Regions from separate parts of the Mus musculus genome. Here region 2 is linked to region 1. A link is a loop called in an ENCODE intact Hi-C map of the cell type or tissue named here. Cell type or tissue: gastrocnemius. All regions are shown on one strand. Each heading gives the region's core, and the rest is flanking DNA. Links, peaks and the distances in the headings are about the cores only.

Region 1 (8,042 bases), core at 1,693-6,692:
CCACTGCAGCAAAAGCCTACGCTACCATGGCGAAAGTGCGGGCCGCACACTCTGCACCTAACACATGTGCCAAACACAAAACACACACACACTATAACAAGCATACATCCCAGGGCTCTCATCCCCGCTCATCTTCCCTGAAGCAAGGGATAGATGGCCAGCGGGGCTATCTCTTTAAGGGGAATTCAGGGATCAAAAAGGCATAGAAAAATTTGAACGTCATGTCGAGCTGGTATCGGCTTCTGGAATACCGAAAGGATCTCTCATCTCGGCTCCATCCTTTGTGCTTGTGGGACCATCCACCACATCCACAGGGGCAACTGGATCAGGAGCCTCATTCTTGTAGCGTCTCACCAATCTCTCCGGCACCCAAAGAGGTTCCGTCTGGTCCTGTGGAAACACACAAACAGACCCTCTCGCCCACGTCAACACCTGATCTGGTCGATCCCAGGGGGGATGGACACAATACCTCATGGTGATGAGACCATAACCTCAATCACCTGTGTGACCATCTGGGAAGTCAATACGAGAGTCAAGTTTTCACTGCTGAGGAGGCATAGGGAGGAGGCACAGAAGCTAATTCGCCTTCCTCCTCCGCCTCGGCTCTTTTATTTTGTCCTTTCTGTCCACCTGATAACACTGTGTCTCCTTTCTTTTTCCTTTTTCTTTTTAAGCCCTTCTCTTCCTCCGACATACTTTCTTGTTGCTCTGTAAGGATTTTCTGACCTGTCTTGACTGCCTCTACACACAGTTTCAAACAGTAACAGAGTCCATATATCAGAACAAACAAGACCAAAACTATCAGACCTACCCACAAAGGGTCAATGGGAGAAAAAAGCATAACTACACAGTGAGGATCTATTGATCACTACACTGAGGTTATCATAGTTCCTTAACTTGTCCCCAAACCAGGAACCTTAACTTGTCCCAAAGCCGGGAACCTTTAGTTACCTTGTACCTGCTTCCTGGCAACGTTATATTCGCCTCTATTTTATCGGAGGTCCTTCCCAAACTCCTGGGGTCCCAAGTTTCACTCACCATGAACTTACCCTGCCGGCAACCACTGACTGCTGAAAGTTCTGAACTCGGTGGGGGAGTCGGTTCCCCGTACGGGCCACCAATTGTTGCGCCTGCTCTCGACCAGCAAGAACGACGCGACCACCAGTCCTTCTAACAGCAGTTTATTCAGTCTTCATCTTTCTTCTTTCTCTTCATCAGTACCGTTCCCCAGCTGAAGAGTTCTGAATCCACGCCAGATCCTTCTCAACAGTCTGTTTTACAGGAACACTTCATTAACCACTCCTTCCCCGTGATGCAGTTCTGAATCCTCCCTGTAGTAGGGGGTCTTCGCTCATGCCTGAAGATGTTTCTTGTCCCGGGTTTCGGCACCACTTGTTGCGCGCACTCAACAGGCCAGGAAGAACGACGCTGCTACAGGATCCTTCTGCACACGTTTATTCAGTCCTGTTTCTTCTTGTTTATATCTCTCTTGTTTTTATATCTCCCTTGTTTTTATATCTCCCTTGTTTTTATATCTCCCTTGTTTTTATATCTCCCTTGTTTATATATCGCCCTCGTTTTTATATCTCCCTTGTTTTTATATCTCCCCTGTTTTTATATCTCCCCTGTTTTTATATCTCCCTTGTTTTTATATCTCCCCCGAACCCTGGGCCTCTCACTCTTTTATACTCTCAGTTCCCATCCACGCACAGCAGGCCACGCCCCCTCATCAGTCACGCAGCTTCAGCTAATCAGGGCAGCAGGGGCAAATCTCCATCAAATTGGATTCACCAGTATCCTGGTACACCTGCGCAGCACTCAAGATGTTTGTGTCTTATATGAGGAAGTCAGGTGCAAGTCATATGACTTAGCTGCAGTCTCTGGCGCCTTTGGGACTGCCGCCACACCCGCTCCTAACAATAATGATTGAAGTAACTCATTCCCAGAAAGAGAAACAGTACATGTTCTCACTCTTATGAATCCTAGCTTTGAATTTTCACATTTTTATTTTTGATCTAAGTATTTGTAAAGGTTGGTGAAAATAGAAAGGAACTACTGGGTGAGTGGCGTGGGTTCTTAGAGGGGAGATGGTAATAGCAGGTACACATGTGACATGGAGGTAGAGAAGGGAAATACTGAGGGTGGGAAGGTTTAAGCAGGGATTAGAGCAGAGGGATAGGGGCTTAAGTAAAACTCAACATGTATTGAGAAATCCTTATGAAAACCCACTACGTTGTAGACAAATGAAAAATATAATTTAAAGACAGAGTTTAAACACAATTCATGGGAGGATAATGCTTCCAGTGTAGTTCAGTTGTTAAAAAGAAAATCCTAGTGCCAGGTGTGGGATCTCTGAGCTATTGGTTGAGAAATCATAGGGAACCCCAAAACAATACAAGCCATTGATACCACTCTTGTTTGCCAATAAAACTGCATGGGAAGACCTTATTGCTGCTGATACAAGAGTCTTTAGGTGTGGGACCAAAAGTAATCACAGTAGAACTGGCATGAAAACTTACTTCATGCTGGCTAATGTTCATAGCACCAGAAATTCTCTATAGCATTCTGGAGGCTAAAGTTCATCAATTGAATTATCCATTGGTCAACTTTACATGCTAAAATACTGACAGGTCAGGCAAATATGCTCAATGTTGCAGTAGTGAAATAGTGCAATAAAGGTATGTAGGTAACCAACTGGTTTTGACTAGATCTAAAGACTGCTTCACTAGACATAATCCATGTCTAATACAAAGCTGGTCAAAATCCCATGTCTCAAAAGGTCATAGGTCTTAAGGGAGAACCTACTACTACTTTTAATTCTTCTTTTTCTAGAATGACACATCAAACTGCCTTCTAGAAGAAGGCAAAAGATTATGTATATGGCCAAAGATTAGTGTTTCCCTCAGAGAGAAGCTTCTCTGCAGTGGTTAGTGGTTAATGTAGAGACTCATAACTGATCTAAGTGCTAGGAATAAGTGATTATTGAATTCTCAGCCTTATATGGGATATCTATTTCATATCCCACCCCCAAATGTTCAGGAGTCATTGTAGAAGAGGAGGTAAAAAGAATGCAAGAGCTGGTGTTTGGGAAAGTACCATGAATGCCACCTCCTGAATATGATGTGTTCAGTGATCTCAAGAACTCACAGCAGCTGTGTTAACCAATGGAAAACCTGCATAATATCAAGCCAATTGACTTTCTATCATGGACTAGGGAAGGAATTATGAGGTCTCATTCCTCCCTGAGGAACTATTGTCAATTAATGTTCTACAATTCAGGAAGTCGGTTTTTGGGTTTCTTTTTTTTTTTTTTTTCAGCAGTGATTTAGCTACTGTTAAGTTGTCTATGCTACAGTAATAACCCCAGATCCATGCTTATGCAAAGAAACCTAATTCAACTCCATGGGTTATTTACAAAAAGGAGACTTGAAAGTAGGTGGAGGACTTGTTGTGACAAAATGCTTTAGAGGGTGTTAGAGTGCAATAAAATTAATGGAGAAGATATGGTAAAAGTAAAATACAATAAAAAAAAAACACTCATGGAAAAAGTGGGATGGTTTAACAGGTACCTGCTATCAAGCTTGATGACCTGAGTTCAATCCCTGGAACCCACTTGGAAAGGCAAGAGAATTGACTCTCAAAAATTGTCTTTTGGTCTCCACATGTATGGCATCACACACACACACACACACACACACACACACACACACACACACACACACACACGTTAAATAAATAAATAAATGTAATAAAAAATAAAATGCTTGAGGAATAGATATTGTCCTGGCACCACAGAAAGGAGGCACATTCACAGTCTTTCATAGCATAAACCCTCTCCCCCAAGGGGAATCTGATAATCAAATCCACCTGATCAAAACAGTGTACTTGATATGAAAAACTGGCTTAAGATAAACTTTTCAGTGACCTCCTCCTAACAGATAACTGTGGTTGAAAGCACCTACAAAGAAAACCATAAGCATCCATTAGCTGCTACTGGTTATTGAAGGAGATAGACTCAAAGCCATAGATTACAAGTACACTCAAACTCATTCTTTTCTATGGAGTGACTGATCCCACTCTGAGAACCTGGAGAGACTCAACTTCTTACTCTAGCAAGAACATTGTGGAACCAACACAAGATTCTCCATTTCTTTTGAGGCAGCTCTTCTTAGAATCCTGATCTTGACTGTTTTCAGATCCCACACAGTATTATCACAGCTGTTCTGGCCACCATGCCACATTTACTTTCAGACATCTCTAGTCCCTGTTTTCTCTTGTTTTGGCTTTGAAGGACTCATTATTACCTTGGATGAACACAAGAGCAAAAGACCCCAGCATCAGGAGAAAGAGTAGGAGCAGGATCTTGCCCATCTCAGTCTGGGCTATCAGAGGACACAGGAGAGCAGCTGGTAGCAAGTGCTCAGGACGGTCAGTGTAGATGAGAGCAGGTTACAGATTCTTCTTTGAGCTGCTCCCAGGATGTGGGCAGGAGCACCCTTACACACCTGCCTGTGGGTGTTTTGTGAGTAGCCAGACTTAGGGAAGTGTCCCACAGAACCACTCCTACAGAGCTTCAAAGGGTAAAGGGCAGAGGATTTCTCAGTATCCATCTCATATTCCTTCAAAGATGAAGCTAGGGTTGTTTATTTCCTAAGTGAGCTTCCTAAGGTTAAATGGAGAGCAGGATCACAGAGCTTTTATTTCTATCTAGTCTTGACAATGGTGATGGAAGCAGCAACAAGAGAACCTTGTTCATTGTGTTCTGTAATCACAATGTGTACTCACAGCCTTTATGCCTGCTTTGTAGTAGATCTCAGCATAGTAGAAACACAGTAAATGTCACCCAAACACTATATGTAAAAGGGACAAGTGGATTTTTGGATGAGTGGATTACAAAACAAATTTCTCCTCAGGTAAAGCTTTAGCCTCTAAATACCTAAATTAACTAAGTAGTATTTTCCCAATCACAGACTTAGCTTCTGAATCACACAGCTAAAATACTCAGAACTTACACAAGTTTCCTGAAAACCTGGCCATGTGTATGGCACACAGGGCATGCAATCCAAAATAGTCTCCTAATATTTAAAATTACATTTTTACTGATGTTCTCTAAGGTATCTTTAGTGATTTCATCCTGCTTAAAAATAACCACAGCACACACAATCCCCATGCCTGTGCATCTAGCTGTGGGAAGATGAAAGAGCACAGAGCAAGCTCAGTAGCTGAGCAGACAGGGGCTAGAGACTACCACATGTTTCAAGGACAGTCTTCTGCTCTATTACCTTGTCTATACACTAACCCTCTATGATAGAGGCCTTCAGAGCCTTACTCTGCATAGTTCAAGTACAGTTAACAGATCACCCAGCTAGTTCTTATCATGAGTAAGCAAAGATTAAAAGAAATGAATAAATGAAAAGCAGATGGATGGATGATTGGATGGTGGTTTGAGTGTAGAAAGCAATGACTGGAGACTGACCAGGTCCCAGATGTACTACACTCTGGGAGCTTGATGCACTTCATGCTTTACAAGCATGACTATTATACATGAGAATACCTAGCTTAGCTTTCCAACACTAAGATAGTGCCCAACACAGAGGAATTTAAGTTGCATGGGTGCTAGGCCACAAGATTTAATAATTCACTCAGCTTCAAATTGTTTTCCTGTGCTGTACCACTCTATCTGTATGTTCTCTGTATCTCTCTGATATTAACAGTGGAGTTCTATTAGTTCTTTAACTTCCTAACCCTTATTACCCCATTCTAACCATACTAGGAAAGAGATGAAGAAAGAGTAAATGAAGAAACCAGGTTTAATTAAACTAATACCTTTTCTTTTTTAAAAATATTTTTATTAGTTATTTTCCTCATTTACATTTCCAATGCTATCCCAAAAGTCCCCCATACCCTCCCCACCCACTCCACTACCCACACACTCCCACTTTTTGGTCCTGGCGTTCCCCTGTACTAGGGCATATAACATATGTATATATATATACCTTTTCTAATGAAGACATTTGTCCTTGTGGGGCATCAATTTTCTAATCCACTCTCAGTTTTACAAACTTAAGGTACTACTACCAGTTTTACATACTTAGTATGCTACTAACATTTAATACAACATGTGCTGTCAAGCTGGGATTCCATTCTGCCCTGATTGTACATAGGTTTTGAAACAAAGAAAAATGATCTAGGTAAACATCTTGATGGTATTTATAGCTGTTAAATTTGAAATTACTTTCTAAATCTATCACATGGATTTTAAAAAATAATACATTTATCTTTTTCAAGGATGCTGGTCATAAAGAAACCTCCACTTAGATATTTATGGGAAAATGCTCTACTAAGAAAAGCCTGTACCAGCCATCCCATGATGGAGACAAAAATTTCCATGTTTGAAGATCTTAATAGCTCCATTTGTGTGTTAAATTACTAAATCTCGGAGTTGCTTTCCAGACTAACCTAAAGGTAGCTAAGAATGAATTATCTAGAGTCAAGAGCTCCAGGGTACTGGTTAGTTCATAATGTTGTTGCACCTACAGGGTTGCAGATCTCTTTAGCTCCTTGGATACTTATATGTATCAAAAGATGGCCTAGTAGGCCATCACTGGAAAGAGAGGCCCATTGGACACGCAAACTTTATATGCCCCAGTACAGGGGAACGCCAGGGCCAAAAAGTAGGAATGGGTGGGTAGGGAAGTGGGGGAGGGTATGGGGGACTTTTGGGATAGCATTGGAAATGTAAATGAGGAAAATATGTAATAAAAATTATAAAAAAGAAAAAAAAGAATGAATTATCTAAATTCTTGCCTTTAGTCTAAACTTAATTACTAATAAAGGCTCCTTTTCCTCTTACAGAGTATTCCAGACTTTAGTGTATTGCATGGCTGGCCAACTCTGAGGTACTAACACACAATTTCCCCTGCAATACAGGAACTTTTTCCTCTGCTCATTGCATAGATAGTGGGTGTCCAGGGCCTACATAAGCTTCCAGGCCCACACTAACCATATCAGATCTTCTGCTAATGAGCCTTAGCTGAGACCTAACAAGGCTGAGTGTCCTAACCACAGGATTGAACTTTCTAGACACATTAAAGTTGGAAGCATCATTCTATCATTTTTCAAATCCTGAGATTACTAAGACGTTGAGAATCCACCATAAATGAATCAAGCCTATCTCATGATTTAAGTTAAATTCTTGAGACTATGAGAGAAAGTGTGTGTGTGTGTGTGTGTGTGTGTGTGTGTGTGTGTGTGTGTGTGTAAAATATCAGTGCTGGTGATAAACCACATGTTAAAAAATGTTATATCCATAATAAGTCACAACCCCAAATCAACAGTGGGTTTGCTTAATATTTAGTCACATTCAGAACCTCTCTGCCAAACCCAGCCAACAAACCTACTGTACATTTTCTTTTTACCTGTAACTTTTTGACTGTTCTTGTTTGAACCCAGAATTTTTCAGTTCACATGTGGGTTTATGGTATGGGTGAATGATGCATATTGTCAATTCTGAAACTTTGCAAATTCCTCAGATGACAGTAGTACAAGATTTGTGTCAAAAGATATAATATAGTCCAGCAGTATGTTTTCTCTTTATCTCTTTATTGTCACTACCTAGATTCCAGACACATTTCATAAAGAGTCAGGAAGGACCCACTCTGAAAACATTCTTACAGGCTTATTTGATAAAATTTGATATATTTGATAAAAAGAATCATCACAGCCATATCTGATTCACAAAGCAAAAGTCACTGTCATGGTATTTTCATCCGACTGCAAGACTAATAGGTGACTTGCTCTGTCAGTGTCTACATATCATTAAAAACCGAAGTCTATTACTCACTGAGGTCCTAAGGCATTAGGCTCAAAGAAGCCCAGATGCCTATGTGATTGCTGCTAGACACTATGGTTTGTAGAGTATTTAATAAATCATTGCTGACTAAATGTATTGTTTTGTGAATTGGACAAACAACAGGAACCTCAGTTACAATGCTGTACAGTATAATAAATCAGTGTTTCATTAAAATGTTTAGAAAGTTAAG
Region 2 (8,042 bases), core at 1,210-6,209, 280 kb before region 1:
TTTTTCCTAGAATGTCTAACATGCTAAGAAAACCAAGAAAATACAAATAAAAAACACGTAATGATTTTATCTCACATAGTGCCTTCCCCCATTCCTCAAATGGAGCAAATGATAAGAAAAGTTGACATGGATTTGAGCAAAGGGCAAATCTTTTTCTTTCATAGACATGTGAACTGATATAGATACAGAGAAAAGGACCATAAAGATTTTTCTTTAAATATAAAAACAGAAATAACATTTGGCATATTCTTATAACTCCTAGAATATACTCTCAAAACTATACCCACTATACAGTTACTGGCACATCCATGTTCACTGCTGCTCTGTTTACAATATCTAGGAAACAGAATCAGCCTAGCTGTCCACAATTGGTGAGTGAATGACAATGTGATTTAGATACACCATGGATTGTGTTCATTTGCAAAGAAAAATGAAATTAACACAAAACTAAAAAAAAATATAATGATTGAAGTAACTCATTCCCAGAAAGAGAAACAGTACATATTCTCACTCCTATGCATTCTAGCTTTGAATTTTCACATTTGTATTTTTGATCTACAGTATTTGTAAAGGTTGATGAAAATAGAAAGGAACTACTGGGAGAGTGGGGTGGGTTCTTAGAGGGGAGATGGTAATAGCAGAAACACATGTGACATGGAAGTAGAGGAGGAAAATACTGAGGGTGGGAAGTTTAAGCAGGGATTAGAGCAGAGGGATAGGGGCTTAAGTAAAACTCAACATGTATTGAGAAATCCTTATGGAAACCCACTACTTTGTAAACAAATAAAAAATACAATTTAAAGACAGAGTTTAAACACAATTCATGGGAGGATAATGCTTCCAGTGTAGTTCAGTTGTTAAAAAGAAAATTATAGTGCCAGGTGTGGGATCTCTGAGCTATTGGTTGAGAAATCATAGGGAACCCCAAAACAATACAAGCCATTGATACCACTCTTGTTTGCCAATAAAACTGCATGGGAAGACCTTATTGCTGCTGATACAAGAGTCTTTAGGTGTGGGACCAAAAGTAATCACAGTAGAACTGACATGAAAACTTACTTCATGCTGGCTAATGTTCATAGCGTCAGCAATTCTCTATAGCATTCTGGAGGTAAAAGTTCATCAATTGAATTATCCATTGGTCAACTTTACAGGCTAAAATACTGACAGGTCAGGCAAATATGCTCAATGTTGCAGTAGTGAAATAGTGCAATAAAGGTATGTAGATAACCAACTGGTTTTGACTAGATCTAAAGACTGCTTCACTAGACATATTCCATGTCTAGTACAAAGCTGGTCAAAATCCCATGTCTCAAAAGGTCATAGGTCTTAAGGGAGAACCTACTACTAGTTTGAATTCTTCTTTTTTCTAGATGGACACATCAAACTGCCTTCTAGAAGAAGGCAAAAGATTAAGTATATGGCCAAAGATTAGTGTTTCCCTCAGAGAGAAGCTTCTCTGCCGTGGTTAGTGGTTAATGTAGAGACTCATAACTGATCTAAGTGCTAGAAATTAGTGATTATTGAATTCTCAGCCTTATATGGGGTATCTATATCATATCCCACCCCAAAATGAGCAGGAATCACTGTAGAAGAGGAGGTAAAAAGAATGCAAGAGCTGGCATTTGGGAAAGTGCCATGAATGCCACCTCCTGAATATGGCATGTTCAGTGATCTCAAGAACTCACAGCAGCTGTGTTAACCAATGTAAGACCTGCATAATATCAAGCCAATTGACTTTCTATCATGGACTAGGGAAGGGATTATGAGGTCTCATTCCTACCTGAGGAACTATTGTCAATTAATGTACTACAAGTCAGAAAGTCAGTTTTTGGGTTCCTTTTCGTTTTTTTTTTTTTTTTTTTCACAGTGATGTAGCTACTGTTAAGTTGTCTATGCTACAGTAATAACACCAGACCTGTGCTCATGCAAGAAAACCTAATTAAACTCCATGGGTTATTTACAAAAAGGAGACTTGAAAGTAGGTGGAGGACTTGTTGTGAATAAATGCTTTAGAGGGTGTTAGAGTTCAATAAAAGTAATGGGGGAGGATATGGTAAAAGTAAAATATAATAAAAAAAAACCACTCATGGAAACAGTGGGATGGGTTAACAGGTACTTGCTATCAAGCTTGATGACCTGAGTTCAATCCCTGGGACCCATTTGGAAAGGCAAGAGAATTGACTCTCCAAATTTGTCTTCTTGTCTCCACAAGTATGGCATCACACACACACACACACACACACACACACACACACACACACACTTTAAATCAATAAATGCAATAAAAAGTAAGATGCTTGAGGAATAGATATTGTCTTGGCACCACAGAAAGGAGGCACATTCACAGTCTTTCATAGCATAAACCCTCTCCCCCAAGGAGAATCTGATAATCAAATCTACCTGATCAAAACAGTGTACTTGATATGAAAAACTGGCTTAAGATAAACTTTTCAGTGATCTCCTCCTAACAGATAACTGTGGTAGAAAGCACCTACAAAGAAAACCATAAGCACCCATTGGCTGCTACTGGGTATTGAAGGAGGTAGACTCAAAGCCATAGATTACAAGTACACTCACACTCATTCTTTTCTATGGAGTGACTGATCCCACTCTGAGAACCTGGAGAGACTTGACTTCTTACTCTAGCAAGAACAGTGGAACAGTGTGGAACCAACACAAGGTTCTCCATTTCTTTTGAGTCAGCTCTTCTTAGAATCCTGATCTTGACTGTTTTCAGATCCCACACAGTATTATCACAGCTGTTCTGGCCACCATGCCACATTTACTTTCAGACATCTCTAGTCCCTGTTCTCTCTTGTTTTGGCTTTTAAGGACTCATTATTACCTTGGATGAACACAAGAGCAAAAGATGCCTGCATCAACAGAAAGTGTAGGAGCAGGAGCTTGCCCATCTCAGTCTGGGATATCAGAGGACACAGGAGAGCAGCTGGTAGCAAGTGCTCAGGACGGTCAGTGTAGATGAGAGCAGGTTACAGATTCTTCTTTGAGCTGCTCCCAGGATATGGGCAGGAGCTTCCTTACACACCTGCCTGTGGGTGTTTTGTGAGTAGGAAAACTCACAGACTTAGGAAAGTGTCCCACAGAACTAACTCCTACAGAGCTTCAAAGGGCAAAGGGCAGAGGATTTCTTAGTATCCATCTCATATTCCTTCAAAGATGAAGCTAGGGTTGTTTATTTCCTTCCTCCTTATGCACTTCATGATTTACAAGCATGACCATTATACATAACTCCTTGCTTAGCTTTCCAACACTAAGATAGTGCCTAACACAGAGGAATTTAAGTTGCATGGATGCTAAGCCACAAGATTTAATAATTCACTCAGCTTCAAATTGTTTCCCTGTGCTGTACCACTCTATCTGTATGTTCTCTGTATCTCTCTTATATTAACAGTGGAGTTCTATTAGTTCTCCAACTTCCTAACCCTTATTACCCCATTCTAACCATCCTAGGAAAGAGATGAAGAAAGAGTAAATGAAGAAAACAGGTTTAATCAAACTAATACCTTTTCTTTTTTAAAAATATTTTTATTAGGTATCTTCCTCATTTACATTTCCAATGCTATCCCAAAAGTCCCCCATACCCTCCCCACCACTCCACTACCCACCCCTCCCACTTTTTGGCCCTGGCGTTCCCTTGTACTGGGGCATATAACATATATATATATAGAAAAGGTATATATATATATAGAAAAGGTATATATATATATAGAAAAGGTATATATATATATATATATATACCTTTTCTAATGAAGACATTTGTCCTTGTGGGGCATCAGTTTTCTAATCCACTCTCAGTTTTACAAACTTAATGTACTACTACCAGTTTTACATACTTAATATGCTACCAACATTTAACACAACATGTGCTGTCAAGCTGGGTTTCCATTCTGCCCTGATTGTACATAGATTTTGAAACAAAGAAAAATGATCTAGGTAAACATCTTGATGATATTTATGGCTGTTAAATTTGAAATTACTTTCTAAATCCATCACATGGATTAAAAAAAATAATACATCTAATTTTTTTAAAGGATGCTTGTCATAAAGAAAACTCCACTTATATATTTATGGGAAAATGCTCTACTAAGGAAAGCCTGTACCAGCAATCTCATGATGGAGACAAAAATTTCCATGTTTGAAGATCTTAATAGCTCCATTTGTGTGTTAAGTTATCAAATGTCAGAGTTGCTTCCCAGACTAACCTAAAGGTAGCTAAGGATGAATTATCTAAATTCTTGCCTTTAGTCTAAACTTAATTACTAATAAAGGCTCCTTTTCCTCTTACAGAGTATTTCAGACTTTAGTGTGTTTCATGGCTGGCTAACTCTGAGGTACTAACACACAATTTCCCCTGCAATACAGGAACTTTCTCCTCTGCTCATTCCAGATAGTGGGTGGCCAGGACCTACATAAGCTTCCAGGCCCACACTAACCATATCAGATCTTCTGCTAATGAGCCTTACCTGAGACCTAACAAGGCTGAGTGTCCTAGCCCCAGCCTTGAACTTTCTAGACACATTAAATTTGGAAGCATCATTCTAGCATTTTTCAAATCCTGAGATTACTAAGACGTTGAGAATCCACCATAAATGAATCAAGCCTATCTCATGATTTAAGTTAAATTCTTGAGACTATGAGAGAAAGTGTGTGTGTGTGTGTGTGTGTGTGTGTGTGTGTGTGTGTGTGTGTGTGTGTGTGTGTAAAATATCAGTGCTGGTGATAAACCACATGTTAAAAAATGTTATATCCATAATAAGTCACAATCCCAAATCAACAGTGGGTTTGCTTAATACTTAGTCACATTCAGAACCTCCTGCCAAACCCAGCCAACAAACCTACTGTACATTTTCTTTTTACCTGTAACTTTTTGGCTGTTCTTGTTTGAACCCAGAATTTTTCAGTTCACATGTGGGTTTATGCTATGGGTGAATGATGCATATTGTCAATTCTGAAACTTTGCAAATTCCTCAGATGACAGTAGTACAAGATTTGTGTCAAAAGATATAATATAGTCCAGCAGTATGCTCTCTCTTTATCTCTTTATTGTCACTACCTAGATTCCAGACACATTTCATAAAGAGTCAGGAAGGACCCACTCTGAAAACATTCCTAGAGACTTATTTGATAAAATTTGATATATTTGATAAAAAGATTCATCACAGCCATATCTGATTCACAAAGCAAAAGTCACTGTCGTGGTGTTTTCATCCGACTGCAAGACTAGTAGGTGACTTGCTCTGTCAGTGTCTACATATCATTAAAAACCGAAGTCTATTCCTCACTGAGGTCCTAAGGCATTAGGCTCAAAGAAGCCCAGATGCCTATGTGATTGCTGCTAGACACTATGGTTTTTAGAGTATTTAATAAATCATTGCTGACTGGATGTATTGTTTTGTGAATTGGACAAACAACAGGAACCTCAGTTACAATGCTGTACTGTATAATAAATCAGTGTTTCATTAAAATGTTTAGAGAGTTAAGTGAAACAGGATAAAATGTTTATTTATCTTGTAGTTTGCAGTTTATTTTGTTTTCTGATCTGTGGGAAGGATTAGGCACTCCAGCAGAGGATTTTAGTAAAGGTTTCTGTATTTTTTTCACATGTGCTGTTAAATGCTAAACCTAAGATTACAGTTATGGTGCTGGATACATGCACCTGCCCCTAAACTATGTTATCCTATGAACTACGAAGTGGGCCCTCAATAGATAACCAATGCATTGCTTGATCTTGGACTTCATATCTATACAAATTGTAGAAGTATATTTCTATTGGTTTTGTTTTGTGTGGTTGATTGTTTTGTCTTGTCTTTTTGAGACAGGGTTTCTCCTTTTATCTCTGGGTGTTACAGAACTCTCTCTGTAGACAAGATTGGCCTCAAACTCACAGAGAGCCACTATCTTTGTCTCTGGAGTACTGTGATTAAAGGTTTGGTAACTGAAATCCATAACAGATTTTCACTAGTGTCTTGCCTGCTATTCTTTTTATCTCTCAGGGTCCCCATGTCTCTTCATTGTGCTTCCTCATCCTCTTCTTGGATATGACAACTTTTTAGGTTTCCTGTGTAGTATATGACTTAATAACTTTGAATGATAAGGAACTAGTACCCCAAATGACTCATATAACCTTGATTGTTAGCCTGAAGTACTATTTATTGGCTATTATACCCAGATTTAGGTTCAAATCAATTTGCTAGGTTGATAGCACATTTTGTTGACCATCCTTGTTCTGTTAACTCATTTGTATTGCCTAAATTGCTGTATAAGGGCCAGTATTTACATTGATCATGTAGACATAGATTAATAAGGCAGTTTTCAAAATGATAAAAATCTTCTCATTAATACTGTTTGTATTGCCATGTTCTATCCCTGATTATTTGTATGTGGGTGTGTCAGATATAAAGAGACCCACCTTCATTTAGGTGTAGTTTTATGTTTATCTCCATTGATGTTATTATTATTGTTGTTGTTCTTATTGATATTTCAGCTTTACTGATTTAACAGTTTTAAAAATAAGTTCTGATGGTTTAGACTATTCTCCACAGTAGTCATTGAAAGGCTTTTTTCACAAGTTCTTGTTTGGAAGAGAAGAAAGTTATTTAAAAATTATAAATTTGATATTCTAGAGTATAAGTCTAGATTTGTAGATTTTCTCACTTATTCAAAAAGAAATTCAACTCAATGAATGTCAAGCAAAATGAATTTATTTTTAACATTCTTTACAGAAACATAAAATTTCCCCTTCTTTAAAATTATTCATGAGAAATATATAATTGTATGCTGTTTTGAAACATACTAATGATATTCTTCACATTTGAATTCCTACTTTTTGAAGAAACAAGAATGAATGATTCAGAATAATAGGAATTAACACACCAAAAAAAGCAGAGAACACTGTCTATTAGGAATATAAGATTTTTGTAATATTTGGCTCATTGAAATAATGTTTAAATTAGAAGCCTGGTAGCTCGTCAGCCAGAGCAACTTAGTGATTGTGAGGGAGAGATAAATGCAAGACAAGCAAGATTGGTGATGATTTTCACATATAAATGAAGAAAGGCAGGAAATGAAGATGAATGGAGAATGTTTGGTATCTGATGTTGGGTAGGAAGGAGTCAGCATCCAAGACAGAGGAAAGAAGGATGCATAGAGGTTATATGAGTTGCTTCCTCTGTGAAGAGAGAAATAATTTGAAATGTAAATGAATAAAATGATTAATAAAACAAAAAGAAACAAAACAAAACAACAACAACAACAACAAAAACAACAAAGACTTGCTTCATCTTCAGCAGAGCATGTATGGAGGGGGATCCAGCAGGCACACCAGGGAAACTGAAACAGATGAAGGAACTGGTAATAAATTAGCATATGCATTCACTTTCCTTTATATTTATTGCAGAAATCTTGACTTTTGCAACAAAAGGTTGAAATTTTCAGATGAAAATAACTCTCTTCTGAAGCCTTTCATGATTTAGAACATTCCAGTATAGTATGGTTGTAGAGAAACCCACCTAGAAAAGAACATTGATATTTAGTGTTAAGAAAATAATATTTGAAATTGAATGTATGAAAGTCTTTGGTATTCACACAAGCCTGCTCTTCCACAAGAAACACCACTTCCTTACAAGACTCCCTGGATGATTCCCTGTTAGCATTACCTCTTGGATTGAAATGATAGATATCTCCAGTTCTGCATGCACCACCTTCCTCCATGGTGCATTTACCCTCACCTTCTATACATTTGCCATTCACAAACATGTTGCAGGACATTCATATTATTACTTGAACTAGGGAAAAAAAACCAGATACGATGAGTGAGTCCGTGGCTGATTGATTAGGACCAACATGGATAAGAACACTTAAGAAATGAAGCATCACAATAAGTCATTCTAGTAACCTAGAGCTAAAATATCCTTATATTACTTTTATTGAAATTTAATACTATACAAGTCATTGATCCACAGATCTGAATTTCATTAATCATAAAAATGCTTTTGCACTTTTAAGAGGTAAAGTTGTGG

The links. Hi-C counts contacts between places; a loop is a spot of excess contacts. Peaks named below come from ENCODE experiments on the same cell type or tissue, not always from the same donor. Only the 100,000 strongest peaks of a DNase experiment are listed, where the experiment ranks them.
Region 2: a loop joins it to region 1, with 30 times the contacts of the local background. A loop is called at or near these places in 11 of 42 quality-filtered maps.

The regions. Positions count from the first base shown.
Region 1 is chr9:36,124,320-36,132,361 of GRCm38, forward strand. Gm5916 (predicted gene 5916) reads right to left here and starts at 4,460. Exons shown (of 3, transcript NM_001167587.1): 1 at 4,305-4,460. The coding sequence starts at 4,371. In gastrocnemius, for the core only: no CTCF peak of the experiment used is centred there; no DNase peak of the experiment used is centred there.
Region 2 is chr9:35,841,147-35,849,188 of GRCm38, forward strand. It overlaps Pate5 (prostate and testis expressed 5), which reads right to left and starts at 3,004. Exons shown (of 3, transcript NM_029863.1): 1 at 2,849-3,004. The coding sequence starts at 2,915. Gm3428 (predicted gene 3428) reads right to left here. Exons shown (of 4, transcript NR_030730.1): 3 at 7,680-7,808; 4 at 7,399-7,532. In gastrocnemius, for the core only: no CTCF peak of the experiment used is centred there; no DNase peak of the experiment used is centred there.